Linked DNA regions of Homo sapiens: region 2 is linked to region 1. The links are chromatin contacts, found by Hi-C in ENCODE. All regions are on one chromosome and are shown on one strand. The core of a region is the stretch at or near the end of the contact, and the rest is flanking DNA. Distances in the headings are between cores, read along the strand shown.

The links. Hi-C counts contacts between places; a loop is a spot of excess contacts on that map. Pooled maps may share reads with other maps.
Region 2: a pooled map shows a loop between it and region 1 (9-fold over the local background). The contact joins the promoter of HIP1 here to the promoter of DNAJC30 in region 1. A Hi-C loop is called at or near these places in 4 of 50 pooled maps.

The regions. Positions count from the first base shown.
Region 1 is chr7:73,680,967-73,687,720 of GRCh38, forward strand. It overlaps DNAJC30 (DnaJ heat shock protein family (Hsp40) member C30), which reads right to left and starts at 2,487. Exons shown (of 1, transcript NM_032317.3): 1 at 1-2,487. The coding sequence starts at 2,457. The coding sequence ends at 1,777. It overlaps BUD23 (BUD23 rRNA methyltransferase and ribosome maturation factor), which reads left to right and starts at 2,631. Exons shown (of 12, transcript NM_017528.5): 1 at 2,631-2,707; 2 at 2,801-2,838; 3 at 5,670-5,765; 4 at 5,852-5,934; 5 at 6,033-6,129. The coding sequence starts at 2,660. RefSeq lists enhancers at 1,909-1,998, 2,239-2,408, 3,339-4,188, 4,189-5,038.
Region 2 is chr7:75,734,572-75,741,325 of GRCh38, forward strand. HIP1 (huntingtin interacting protein 1) reads right to left here and starts at 4,370. Exons shown (of 31, transcript NM_005338.7): 1 at 4,230-4,370. The coding sequence starts at 4,349. RefSeq lists a silencer at 4,158-5,147.

The DNA.
Region 1 (6,754 bases), core at 1,237-3,736:
AGTAGGACCAGCTGTGGGTTTATCCCATTTTACCTAAGGATTTTACACAATACATTGAGTGCAGGAATGGCACGCAATGATTGCACTCAGTAATATACCAAACCACTCCTGGCTTTGTTTAGACCCTAGACTTGGGCCCTCATCCTTCTCGTAGACCTCTTGCGAGGATTTTCCCCTTTTACAGATTCACACTCAGTCCCGAACAGAAACACTTGAGCACCTACAATCTCACAGCCAACTCCCTGCCAACGTCCAGTGACTCACAGTTAAGAGAGCTTCAGCAGCAGCTCTGACCAAAGTGATGACCAACTACTTAACATGAATTAGAAACAGAGCAGAAAAAACACGCCTTTAGCCTGCTCTGCGTAAAGAACCAAGTCTCCACCATGAACACCAAGCCACCAACTCCCCGTCCCTCAGTAGTCCTGTGTACTCCCAAAGCCCCAAAATTTACCCCAGCCTCAAGCAGCCTTGTTTAAAAAATTAAGGAAGGGCCTGTGATAAGCACTGCAAGTTAAACAGAAACAGGGGACTTAAGTGCAGAGTTTGTCACTCTATTTCTGGGAGGGGATGGGCTGCACAGTGTGCAATGGGGCTGGCTGGTAAAGGGAGGACCAGGTGACAGCCAGCCACACTGTCTCAAGGATGAACCTGGCCCTGCTAGCATTATGCTGTAATCCCTGTGGATTAGAACTATGGATAATAGGGCCGGGAGCAGTGGCTCATGCCTGCAATCCCAGCACTTTGGGAGGCTGGACGGGCAGACAGCCTGAGGTCGGCAGTTCGAGACCTCAGTCTGGCCAGCATGGTGAAACCCCGTATCTACTAAAAATACAAAACACTAGCCAGGTGTGGTGGGAGCCTGTAATCCCAGTTACACAGGAGGCTGAGGCAGGAGAATCGCTTGAACCCGGGAGGTGGAGGTTGCAGTGAGCTAAGATCGCACCACTGCACTCCAGCCTGGGCAACAGAGCGCAAGACTCCATCTCAAAAACAAAACAAAACAAAAAACCCCCCAAAAACTATGGATAATAAAGCATGACAGACCTCAAGATGCCAAATGATTTTCTCCTCTGCTGTCATGCCTACAGAGTAACTTCTCCAAGGTCACACATTAAATATGGGCACAGGAACACTCATTCCTTATGCTCAATGACTTTTTCTCACTCCTACATGCTATCAACATAAGGAGGAGTGCCCCAGGGGGCTGACCTTAGCGGGAGGAACGACAGGCTCTCCACCGATCCCATTCTTACCCTGGACCAGGTCTCACCTGCGGCTTGGGGAAGTCACAGAAAGACAAGTTTCGTACAACCCCAGACCTTTTCTTTTGGTAGTCAACAATTGGTCACATTGCACATTTCAAGGTTACAGAGGCCCACCATACACATGCGGGGCAGGAGGAGATAAATCTTGCTTGGGGCTAAACAATAAAGCTACAGCGAGTGTTCCAGAAGTTGACCACATCTGGAAGCAAGAAGACAGACTCTGGAAGAAGCACCCTAGAGACTCCAGGAACCCCCTTCACTCCTGGGCTTTCGGGACTCTACAGCGTGGGGCCTCTTTCTCAGACATCGAAAGGCCTCCTTTTCTGGACCACAGTGGAGCGATGTGCAGGTCATCGGCTAAGCTGGGCGGGTCGGGGAGGGCAGGGGGAGTACAGTTCCTTCGGATCCCAGCAAAGGTAGACTATCAATGGCCAAGGGTTCAGAGGCAGGAAAAAAGGCCGTTTCTGGGGGGTTGGCTGGGGACACTCCCCTTCCCTTCTCTCTCCGATTAAATATAAAAGCCGATGATGATGAAGATTGAAAAGATGAGGAAAATGGCAGCCGTGTCTCGGGTATCCTCCCAGCGGAGGCCTTTCATGGACCGATACTCCTGCCGTTTGCGAAGGGCCTCCCGCCGGGCCCTCAGGCGCCGTTCCCGCTCCAGTTGTTCCCCGTAGTGGGCCTGGTAGAAGGCGTCAAAGTTGAACATCGTGCGGTTGGCGCCGGGGGAGGCCCGAGAACCGTCGTGGGTCCGAGAGGTGGGCGGCGGGGTACGCGGCGAGCCGGGGTCGGGTGCGGGCGTCCTGGAGGGCCGGACGCCAGGTCCGCGCAGGTCCTCGTCGCTGAGTAGGCCGCGATCATACTTGCGACGGAGGGTGGCACTGCCCAGCACCACGTAGGCCTGGGAGATGCGCGTGAAGCGCTCGGCGGCCTCCGCGCTCCCGGAGTTGCGGTCCGGGTGGTAGAGAAAGCACTGACGGTAGTAAGCCGCCTTGATTTGGGCCTGCGTGGCTGTGGAGGGGACGCCGAGCAGATCATACAGCGCCGTGCGCGAATACGAGCAGTCGCCCTGGGAATAAGTCCTCGCTCCTAGGCCCAGGCTGGGTGCAGAATTTTGTGGAAAGCCACGGGCCTGCAGCAACCTCCAAGGTAACAGCCGCTGCCACCATCGCCAGCGCATGGCTGCCATGTTGAATTGATTCGGCAGGCGGTGCAAGAGAAACCGGCCAATGAGAGGAGTCGGTTGGTCGCCCTGTGGCCAGTCACGTAAAGGGGGGGGCGGGGCGGTCGTGGGGGTGGAACATGCGTATTACTAAGCGGTCGCCGGGCTGATGACATAAAAACCGGGTGCCGGCAGGCGCCAGTCGCAGGTGTGCTGCTGAGGCGTGAGAATGGCGTCCCGCGGCCGGCGTCCGGAGCATGGCGGACCCCCAGAGCTGGTAAGTCCCGGGGCCCGCGGACACCCCTCTCCCCACTTCTGCGGCCACCGCGTCTGAATTATTCCTCTACATGCCATTTTCTCTTTTTCGCAGTTTTATGACGAGACAGAAGCCCGGAAATACGTTCGCAAGTGAGGGGAGCCTGAATACTGCGGGGCGTCCGGGGGTCGGGAAGCGGCAAGTTGCCCCTGTTGCTGGCGTTGCCCGGAAAGGCCGTAGAATTTGGGGGTGCGGGAAGGGAAGGACCCGGGTGGGTGCCGATTTCTGTCTCTGGTAAATCAACTTTAAGTTGCCGACCTCTCTGGGCCTCGGTACCTCAGCGTTGAGGTAGGGGTGATCGCGCTTGCTTTCCGTGGGTGGTTTTCAAAGTCGAATGTGACAATTTGTCCTAAACATGTGGTAAAAGAGGCGCTGGGCGGTGGGTACGGGCGAGGGGTCAGTCCTGGTGGGGGGAAGGAAGTAATGGCCGTAGGATGCTTATCGTGGCGCCTTGTTGCCAATAAATCTCCAAGACAGCAGTTGGTGTATTATTGTCTGAATTTCATAGAGGGTAGTTTGTATAACTACTGAGTTGTAGCCAGGTGGGAGTGGCTCACGCGTGTAATCTCAGCAATCGCAGCACTTTGGGAGGCTGAGGCGGGAGGATCGCTTGAGCTCAGGGGTTCGAGACCAGCCTGGGCAACGTAGCGAGCCCCCGTCTCCGCAAGTAATAAAAAAATTAGCCGGGTGTGGTGGCTCCCCTCTGCCTCTCCAGTAGTTGGGACCACAGGCGCGCGCCACTACGCCTGGCTTTTTTTTGTAAATTTTTGTTGCGATGGGGTCTCGCTGTGTTGCCCAAGGTGGCCCAAGCCCAGGGCTCAAGCGATCCTCCCGCCTTCGTCTCCCGAACTGTTGGGATTGCAGGCGTGAGCCAGCGCACCTCGAGTCGTTAAAAAAAAAAAAAAGGGGGGGGGATGGGGGCGGGGGGAAGCTGGCGCGGTGTCTCACGCCTGTAATCGCAACACTTTGGGAGGCTGAGGCAGACGGATCACCTGAGGTCAGGAGTTCGAGACCAGCCTGGCCAACATGGCGAAACTCCAGCTCTACTAAAAATGGAAAAAATTAGCCGGGCGCGATGGCGGGTTTCTGTAACCCCAGCTACTCGGGAGGCTGAGGCAGGAGAATAGCTTGAACCCGGGAGGGGGAGGTTGCAGTGAGCCGACATCACGGCACTGCACTCCAGCCTGGGCGACAGAGCAAGACTTTGTTTCAAAAAAAAAAAAAAAAAAAAAAAAAAAAAAAAAAAAGATACTTTGTGGTTTTTCCGTGCTCTCTCACTGAGAGACTAGCCCTATTTCAGTAAATGGTTACTGGCCGGGCGCTATGGCTCATACCAGTAATCCCAGCCCTGTGGGAGGCGGAGGTGGACGGATCACCTGAGGTCAGGAATTCCGAGACCAACCTGGCCAGCATGGTGAAATCCCGTCTCTACTGAAAATACAGATATTAGCCGGGCCTACGGGAGGCTGAGGCAGGAGAATCACTTGAACCTGAGAGGCAGAGGTTGCAGTGAGCTGCGATCGCACCACTGCACTCCAGCCTTGGCGACAGAGTGAGACCCTGACTCAATAAATAAATAAATAGCTATTGGATACTGTTTCTTTTTTTTAGGGACAGGGTCTCTCTATTGCCCAGGCTGGAGTGCCATGGCATGATCCCTGCCGACTGCAGCCTCAAGCCATCCTCCCCAGCAGCCGGAACTAGAGGCACTCGCCACCACACCGGCTGAAATAGCTTGATAATTTTTTGTGCGTGTGAGACAGGCTCTCATTCTATCGCCCAGGCCGAAGTGCTGCAGTGGCTGCAACCTCGCCTCCCGGGTAGTTGGAACTACAGGCGCGCCTCCTCGCGCCCGACTAGTTTGTGTAATTTTTTTGTGGAGAGGGAGTTTTGCTATGTTGCCCAGGGATCTGGTAAGTTGCTCACGGGATCCACCCGCCTTGGCCTCCCAAAGTACTGGGATTATAGGCGTGAGCCACCAGGCCCGGTCCTTGCTGATGACTTTTTATGTCGATTATATGTTGAAGTGATATTTTGAACATATTGAGTTAATGGAAATACGTTATTAAATATATGGGGTTAAAAATATGACTCCAGAGGCCGGGCGCGGTGGCTCACGCCTGTAATCCCAGCACTTTGGGAGGCCGAGGCTGGCGGATCACAAGGTCAGGAGATAGAGAAATCCTGGCTAACATGGTGAAACCCCGTCTCTACTGAAAATGCAAAAAAAAAAATTAGCCGGGCGTGGCGGCGGGCGCCTGTAGTCCCAGCTGCTGGGGAAGCTGAGGCAGGAGAATGGCATTAACCCGGGAGGCGGAGCTTGCAGTGAGCCGAGATCGCGCCACTGCACTCCAGCCTGGGCGACAACAGAGCAAGACTCCGTCTCAAAAAAAAAAAAAAATATGACTCCAGTTTCTTTTACCTGTTTCTTTAAGTTTCTTCTTGACTGGCTATTGGGAAGCCATGCGTGGCTCACATTCTGTTTCTCACAGACAGTGCTGCTGTAGGTTTTTGTGCATTGTTGATCCTTCTAGATGAGAGAAACTATGGAGAATAATTTTTGGAGAAAATGTTTTCAACAAGTGCTAGAGCAGCCCAGCCTAATAGAGTTGCAGATCCCAGTGGTTGTTTATTACTAGCTAAGTGATTTGCTTTTACACATCTGCTTGGCAGCTGGTGCAATGATAAGTTGTTACCACAAAATAACATGGTCCTGAATTACATGGAATTTTTGGGGTCACTTTCGAATGGTTGAATTTGTTGATCCCAACTTAGAAGGGGTCAGAAAAGAGTACCTCGGGATGATTGATCCGTTTTTTGTTTGTTTTTAACTTGGCTTTTTTTTGTTTTTTGTTTTTTGGTCTGGGGGAAGTATTCACCCAGAACTCCTTTACCATGTCCACTTGTGTTTCTGCCTTACCAGCTCACGGATGATTGATATCCAGACCAGGATGGCTGGGCGAGCATTGGAGCTTCTTTATCTGCCAGAGAATAAGCCCTGTTACCTGCTGGATATTGGGTGAGATTCTGGGGCCTGGTTCAGATTGTCTAAGGTGGTGAAGTGTCTTTGTAAACTGACCCTGAGTGTCTGGTCATGTCTTCCAGCTGTGGCACTGGGCTGAGTGGAAGTTATCTGTCAGATGAAGGGCACTATTGGGTGGGCCTGGATATCAGCCCTGCCATGCTGGGTAAGTATGTCCTGTCTGGCACCAGGGTGGATTACCCTGATGGGTGTGGAGAAGCCACAGGTATTTCTCTTTCTCTGACTGCCTTTTCTCTAATGTAGATGAGGCTGTGGACCGAGAGATAGAGGGAGACCTGCTGCTGGGGGATATGGGCCAGGGCATCCCATTCAAGCCAGGCACATTTGATGGTTGCATCAGGTGAGGGTCTTTAATTCCTGCTTTTATTTATTTAGAGACAGGGTCTCACTCTATCACTTAGGCTCTAGTGCAGTGTCTGTGATTATGGCTCACACTGCAGCCTCCACCTCCTGGGTTCAGGTGATCTGCCCACCTCAGTCTCCTGAGTAGCTGGGACTACAGGCCCACACCACCGTACCTAGCTAATTTTTTGTTTTTTTGAGATGGAGTCTTGCTCTGTCACCAGGCTGGAGTGCAGTGGTGTGATCTTGGCTCACTGCAGCCTTCGCCTCCCAGGCTCAAGCGATTCTCCTGCCTCAGCCTCCCAAGTAGCTGAGATTACAGGAGCACGCCACCACACCCAACTAATTTTTGTATTTTTAGTGGAGGTGAGGTTTCACTATGTTGGCCGGGATGGTTTCAATCTCTTGACCTTGTGATCCACCCTCCTCGGCCTCCCAAAGTGCTGGGATTACAGGTGTGAGCCACCGTGCACAGCCTAACTTTTTTTGTATTTGTTGTAGAGATGGGTTTTTGCTATGTTGCTCAGGCGATCCACACACCTGGGCCTCCCAAAATGCTGGGATTATAGGTGTGAGCCACCCTGGCCTCTTTCTTCCTGCTTTTAGTCCTGCAAGCCAGTGCC
Region 2 (6,754 bases), core at 3,120-5,619, 2.1 Mb after region 1:
GCAAGACACAGACCTGCCCTCAATAAGCTCAGTGTTCAATGGGGGCCACAGAGAGAAATGATGCCAGCACAAGGTCACAGGAACTAGGAGAGGTCACCAGCCCTGCTATAGTTCAGAGGAGGGAGTGGCCAATTTTGCCTCTCTGTCTACCCCAGCCAATGAGTCTCCACTGCACCCGCTGGGAAGTTTATCTGCCTAGTCTAGATGTCTCTTTATTTATGTTCTTCTGTCACTGGAATGCCCCATCCCCTCCTCCACCCAGCAAGCACTAACTCATGCTACAAGATGTGCTTCAGTCCTCGGGGAGGGCTCCCAACCCCAAAGCCTGTGCTTTATCCACGTGCTCTTGGTAATTATCCCATTACCTAGTACCACATCTATCCCTCTAAGGAAGAGTTAATCACAGCCTGCTTGATTGCTCACACTTCTGCTGTCTCGGGTTCGTCTCCCCAGTCAGATTATAACAATAATCACTGAACTAGTGCTCCACAGTTTACAAAATGCCTTCAGGCATATTGGGCTTAATTGAATCCCCACAATAAATCAGCCAGGTAAGTATTATGTTTATTTGACAATAAGGAAACCGAGGCTTAGAAAGGTTAGACAACTTCCCAGAGACCACAAGGCCCATGTACATGCCCAGCTGTAAGCCTCAAATGCCTTCTAACTCCAATGCCAGCATCTGCTCAGTACTCAGAGGCTGCCTGAGGCAGTGGGTAAAGGTTGAGACCGTTTCCAGCTGTGTGACTTCTGGTGAGTTACTTAACCTCTCTGTGCCTCAATCGTCCTGAGAGTAAAATGTGGCTGATACCCACCTCATCCGTTCTTGTCAAGATTTAAAAAGGTAATACAATGATGTCCTTAGAATACTGCCAAACACAATAATTAGTTAGTTATTATTATACCTTGGCTGATTCTCATGGTCTCCTAACTCATTAAATTTTTTCTAATTCATTTTTTATATCTCATAATACATTCTTCCCCTTTTTTCCCTTTGCTTACCAAGCTCTGCAACCTCATAATACATTTGATAGGTAGTCATTAAACAAAATAATTTTTTTGCAGATTGACTAACGTTGGGTTTAGGGCTGTTCTCTTTTCTTTTCTTTTCTTTTTCTTTTTCTTTTTTTTTTATTTGAGATGGGGTCTCACTCTGTTGCCCAGGCCGGAATGCAGTGGCACAATCTTTGCTCACTGCAACCTCTGCCTCCCGGGCTCAAGCAATCCTCCCACCTCAACCTCCAAAGTTACTGGGACAACAGGCACGTGATACCACAACCAGCTAATTTTATTTTTTGTAGAGATGGGGTCTTACTATGTTGTCCAGGCTGGTTCTTTTTCTTTACTCTCCTACACCCCTAAAGAGTTTCAACACCAGAGGCTGGGTGCAGTGGCTCACACCTGAAATCCCAGCACTTTGGGAGGCTGAGGTGGGAAGATCGCTTGAGGCTAGTTCAAGACCAGCCTGGGAAAACACAGTGAGACCTCCGTCTTAAAAAAAAAAAAAGTTAAAAATAAGAGTTTCAACATCAGAAAAATTCTCTTTTTCTGCTCCACTCTACTTCACCCCCACCCACCCCACCCAGGTCAAATCTGGCCAATCACAAATGTCCCACAGAATGTAAAACACCAGAAAACACTGACCTAGACTCTCCTGTTGGGCCGTCCCTGGATAGCAGGGAAACATACCACTCACGGGTGGAAACTTTCACAAACCTAATTTCTATCACTATTATGGGTCAAAGTCTTACGCATATTTCTCTATTGCTCTAGTTTTTACTTATTTGAGACTCTAGAAGGAACGGGTTGTTAAAAAATAATATCTATTTATTTTCTTATTTCATTTATTAAAAAAAAAAATAGGGCTGGGTGCCATGGCTCATGCCTGTAGTCCCAGCACTTTGGGAGGCAGAAGCAGAAGAATCACTTGACGCCAGGAGTTTGAGACCAGTCCGGGCAACACAGTGAGACCCCCATCTCTATGAAAATATAAAAATAAAAGGAATATACACACTGTTTCATGGAGCAAGAAGCCTCATGTAACTAGGCAGCTAGCAGAGGCACTAACATCCAAGACCAATGGAAAACTTCCTTCTTTTCAGGGGTCGGGTCCATGAAACCAGAGAACAAGCCTCAAACCTAGCTGGATCCTGGGAGGCAGAAGTGAAATGACCATTTCCCACTTCCCTCCTGGGGTAGGATAACCAGGTAGAGAAGACTCCCTGCTTCACACCATCCAGACACACCTGCATGGAGGCACTTTCTTTTTTTCTTTTTCTTTTTTTTTTTTGTAGAGACAGGGTCCCACTGCTTCACACTATCCAGACACACCTGCGCGCGGTTTTCTTTCTTTTTTTCACTTTTTTGTAGAGATAGAGTCTCACTCTGTCACCCAGGCTGGAGTGCAGTGGCACGATCATAGCCCACTGCAGCCTCAGCCTCCTGGCTCAAGTGACCCTCATGCCTCAGCCTCTCAAACAGCTGGGACTATAGGTGTATGCCACCACACGAGGATAATTTTAAAATTTTTTCAAAATAGAGGCGGGATCTCAGTGTGTTGTCTAGGCAGGTATCGAACTCCTGGGATCAAGTGATCCTCCCACCTTGGCCTCCCAAAGTACGGGGATTACAGGTGTGAGCTAATGCACCCAGCCTAATTTTTTTATTTTTTGTAGAGACAGGGTCGCACTATGTTGCCCAGGTGGGGGGCCAAAGGTTTTCAGAATAAGAAGAGGGGATGAAGTCCTCTGGGGGTGAAAAGCTTTATTCTTTTTTATTATTATTATTTTGAGACGGAGTTTCGCTCTTGTTGCCCAGGCTGGAGTGCAGTGGCGCCATCTCGGCTCACTGCAACCTTCACCTCCCAGATTCAAGCAATTCTGCTGGCCTCAGCCTCCCAAGTAGCTGGGATTACAAGCGTCTGCAACCACGCCCAGCTAATTTTTTGTATTTTTAGTAGAGACAGGGTTTCACCATGTTGGCCAGGCTGGTCTCAAACTCCTGACGTCAGGTGATCCACCCGCCTCGGCCTCCCAAAGTGCTGGGATTACAGGTGTGAGGTACCGCGCCCGGCCAAAAGCTCTATTCTTTGAAAGATTCCATATACAGAACCTTCAGTCAGATTCTCACTGTCTTTTCTAACTAAAATCCCAAAGCCCTTTCCCTCCAACTGTGTTTGGGGGAAGTATTCCTCGCATAACACATCAGGGGACCAGCCTCTGGAGAGGGGGACCCAAATGGATCTTCAAAGGTTCCACTCTGAGCACAAGAGTGTAGAAGAAATCTGCCCCTCCAGCATTGGCACTGGGATTAAAAGAAGCGTTGTACTCTTTGAAATGGATTTTACATACAAATGAATTGATGAACACCATCAACATGTCAGCTTAATTCAGCCCAATCAATACACCAGGCATTAAAAACTCGGAGAAAAAAATGGATTGTGGCTTTTTGTTGATGACACTGAGGAATTTTGGCCCCAAGCCCTGGCCAGGCAGGACAAATAGGGCAGTCTGCCTATTAGCTGTCAGGCACATCTTGGGGGATAAAACCAAGACCCCAAGTCAGGGCTCAGGGGCACCATGGTCTCCACTTTAGCCCCCAAAGTAATTTTCCCACAAAGTGGCCACACTTTGCATTTCCTACATTCCTTTTCCCTGCTCCGACCCCTTCCGCCCGGCCTCAGAGCTGACAGCTGGGGCTGGCCAGAGCCAAGCAAGAGGCATCGAGAAAGGGGGATGCTAAGGGGTGGGGGGTGGGAAGGGATGTCAATGCAACCAAGAAGTGATCGGAGGGGAAGAGAGGTCCCCTCACCCTTCACATTCCCAGCCCGGCGCCCCCACTCTCCGCCCCCACACTTGAGCCTCCAAGTGGCTCCCGTGCGCTTCCCTTGTTTAGGGGCAACCCTTCCATTCCGCCCCTTTTCAGTTCCTTCCCCTCTCACCTCATCTTGGGACTCCTGCCCGGTACCCAGCCGATCAGGCTCCTCTTGGCCACGCATCCTGCCATCTCCTCCGAGCCCGCCTCTGCCCTTCTCCCCAGGCCAGCTGGGGTACCCTGGGGTCCCCGACCTTCCTGGGATCGCCCAGATCTGCACGTCAATGCCCCCGCTCACTACACCCTCGCCCCGTCTTCAACTGGGGCCTGCAAGACTCCTACTCCCTTCAAAGCCCCTCCCGGACACCGCGTCCCTCAGGGTGCCCCAGGGATGCCCCGGGGTCCCCCGTCCTCACCTGAGTCCGCTCGAAGCTCTCGCGCTCCGCCGCCTCCAGCCCAGCGCCGACCCCGCGCCGGCTCAGCACCTTGGGCAGTGGGTTGGGCACCTGCTTCATGGAGCTGGCCATCCGATCCATGTCGCCGCGAGGAGCCGAGTCAGGGGCCCTCGGCTGCCCCGGGATCCCCACGGCGCCGCCCGCCCCGCCCTACCCGCGGGGATCCGGCGCTAACGGGACGGCTCCCGCCTGCCATTGGCTGTGAGTTCTGCCAGTCTTCCAGAGACCCCGCCCCTCGCCGAACGGCTTCCCCGCCCGCCCCCGCCCCTTCAGGAGCCCCTCCGCTGGCTCGGCCCCGACTAGCCTCTCGGGGCCTCGAGGCGCGTGGTGACTGGTCTGGAGTCCTGTCAGTCACCGTGGTCCCGCCGTTCTAGGCAGGGCCGGGGCGGGGTGCGGACGGGGCGAGGCCTGGATGGGGCGTGGCCTGGGCGGGCTGCCCTGATATGCCCTCGCTCGCCCCGCCCCCGCCCGCGCACCGCCCTCTCCTCCCCTCGGCCGCAGTCCCCGCGCGCCCCGAGCGTGCTGCCCTCCGCCAAGCGCCGCCCACTACCCTGCCCGCTCCTGCAGGGGGCTATCCCGCGACGGCCCGTGGAGATGGGCGGGGATGACGCGGGCCGGGCAGTGGGGCCTCCCCCGGGGGAATCCCAGCCCGCCTGCGAATAGCCCGTTAGCTCCTTCCGGGCCTGGGACCCGGGAGCGCCGGACTGACCAGCCCTGCGGCCGCAGCCCGGGAAAGCGCAGCCCCGCGGGCGGGGCGCAGCGTGGGCGCCTGGCCGGATCCGGCTCAATGGGTGGCCGCCCCCACCCAGCTCCCAGGCTTCCCCGTCCTGCACTTCTCCATTCTGCCCCTGCCCATGCCCTCTGCAAGGATCGCAGAGCCCAGGTCCCGGAGTTCGGGGCTGAGTCCGCGGGCACCTCCCGGGACCTGCCTCCCAAACCTCATCAAAGGAACCCGTCAGAGCTTATTTGTTGGTAGAAAGCCCTGTAGACACTTTCGGTTTATCTTAGGCTCTGAGCCGCGCGTCCCATCCTGCTCAGACGTCAGCCAGGGTACCAGCAAGCAGAGAGAAGTGTGATGCTTAGCAGGAGTGCTGGAGAAAGTTAAAAGTTTTCCGTTAAACTCCAATTTAGGTGTGTTTTTGTTTTTGTTTTTGTTTGTTTTTTTTTTTTTTTTTGGTTTCATTTGGAGTCAGTCTCCCTCTGTCGCCCAGGCTGGAGTGCAGATCGTAACACACTGGGACCTTGAGCTCCTGGGTCCTAGCGATTTTCCTGCCTCGGCCTCTCGAGTAGCTGGGACTACAGATGCACGCCACCAAGCCTGGCTATCTTTTTTGCAGAGATGGAGTCTTTCTATGTTGCCCAGACTGGTCTCGAACTCGTGGCCTCAAGCAAGCCTCCCACCTTGGCCTCCCAAAGTACTGTGATTACAGACATGAGCTACAGCACCCGGCATAGATGTATTTTTTAAAAGTTATTTGAAACTCGGAGTAATGAATGGCACCTTTAGGCCTAACAATTTGGTGATTCGTGTGTGTGTGTGTGTGTGTGTGTGTGTTGTAAATTTGGCCAGGTGCGGTGGCTTACACCTGTAATCTCAGCGCTTTGGGAGGCTGAGGCAGGCGGATCGTTTGAGCTCTGAACTTTGAAACCAGCCTGGGCAACATAGCAAGACTCCATCTGTACAAAAAATTTTAAAATTAGCTGGGCGTGGTGGTGCAAGCCTGTAGTCCCAGCTACTCACAAGGCGGGAGGATTACTTGAGCCAGGGAGGCAGAGGTTGCAGTGAGCAGAGATCGCGCCACTGCACTCCAGCCTGGGAGACAGAGCGAGACCCCGTCTCAAAAAAATATATACATATTTCTTTGTAGTGAGGGGTATGTTGCTGGATTGCCCAGGCTGGTCATGATCTCCTGGGCTCAAATGATCCTACCACCTCAGCCTCCCAAAGCACTGGGATTACAGGTGTGAGCCACCCTGCCCTGCCTGTTTTTTTTTTGTTTTTGTTTTTATTTTTTTTAATAAGAGCGTTTGGTAAAAATTCACACATTCAATAGAGAAGTGAAAGAGGGGTGGGCATTTGCGGTTACTAAGGAGCCACTGAAGACTTTTGCTCAGATGTGTGCACTGAGGAGCTTGTATTGTGGGGATGGATTATGGGGGCCTGATGGAAGGGAGGAAATCAGTGGGGAGACTCTAGCGTAGATGAGAGATGATGAGGGCCTAGAAGAGAAGGGAGAGGAGGAAGTTCTGTCCCGTGGGAGGTTACGCAAATAAGGCTTGGACACAGGGATTGGGGGATGGGCAATGGCGGTGCCATTCAGGCTACATTTGCATAGGAAGGACTGGACTGGTTTCACCTTTACTTAAATTGTGTTTCTGTGGGAGGCTTTGGGAGTGCCCCCTCCCTTGTGTTGCTTTGGGAGAGATTAGATGTCACCTGATTTTTCATGTCTAGGGAGAGGGAGATGACAACTGAGCGTGGGAGC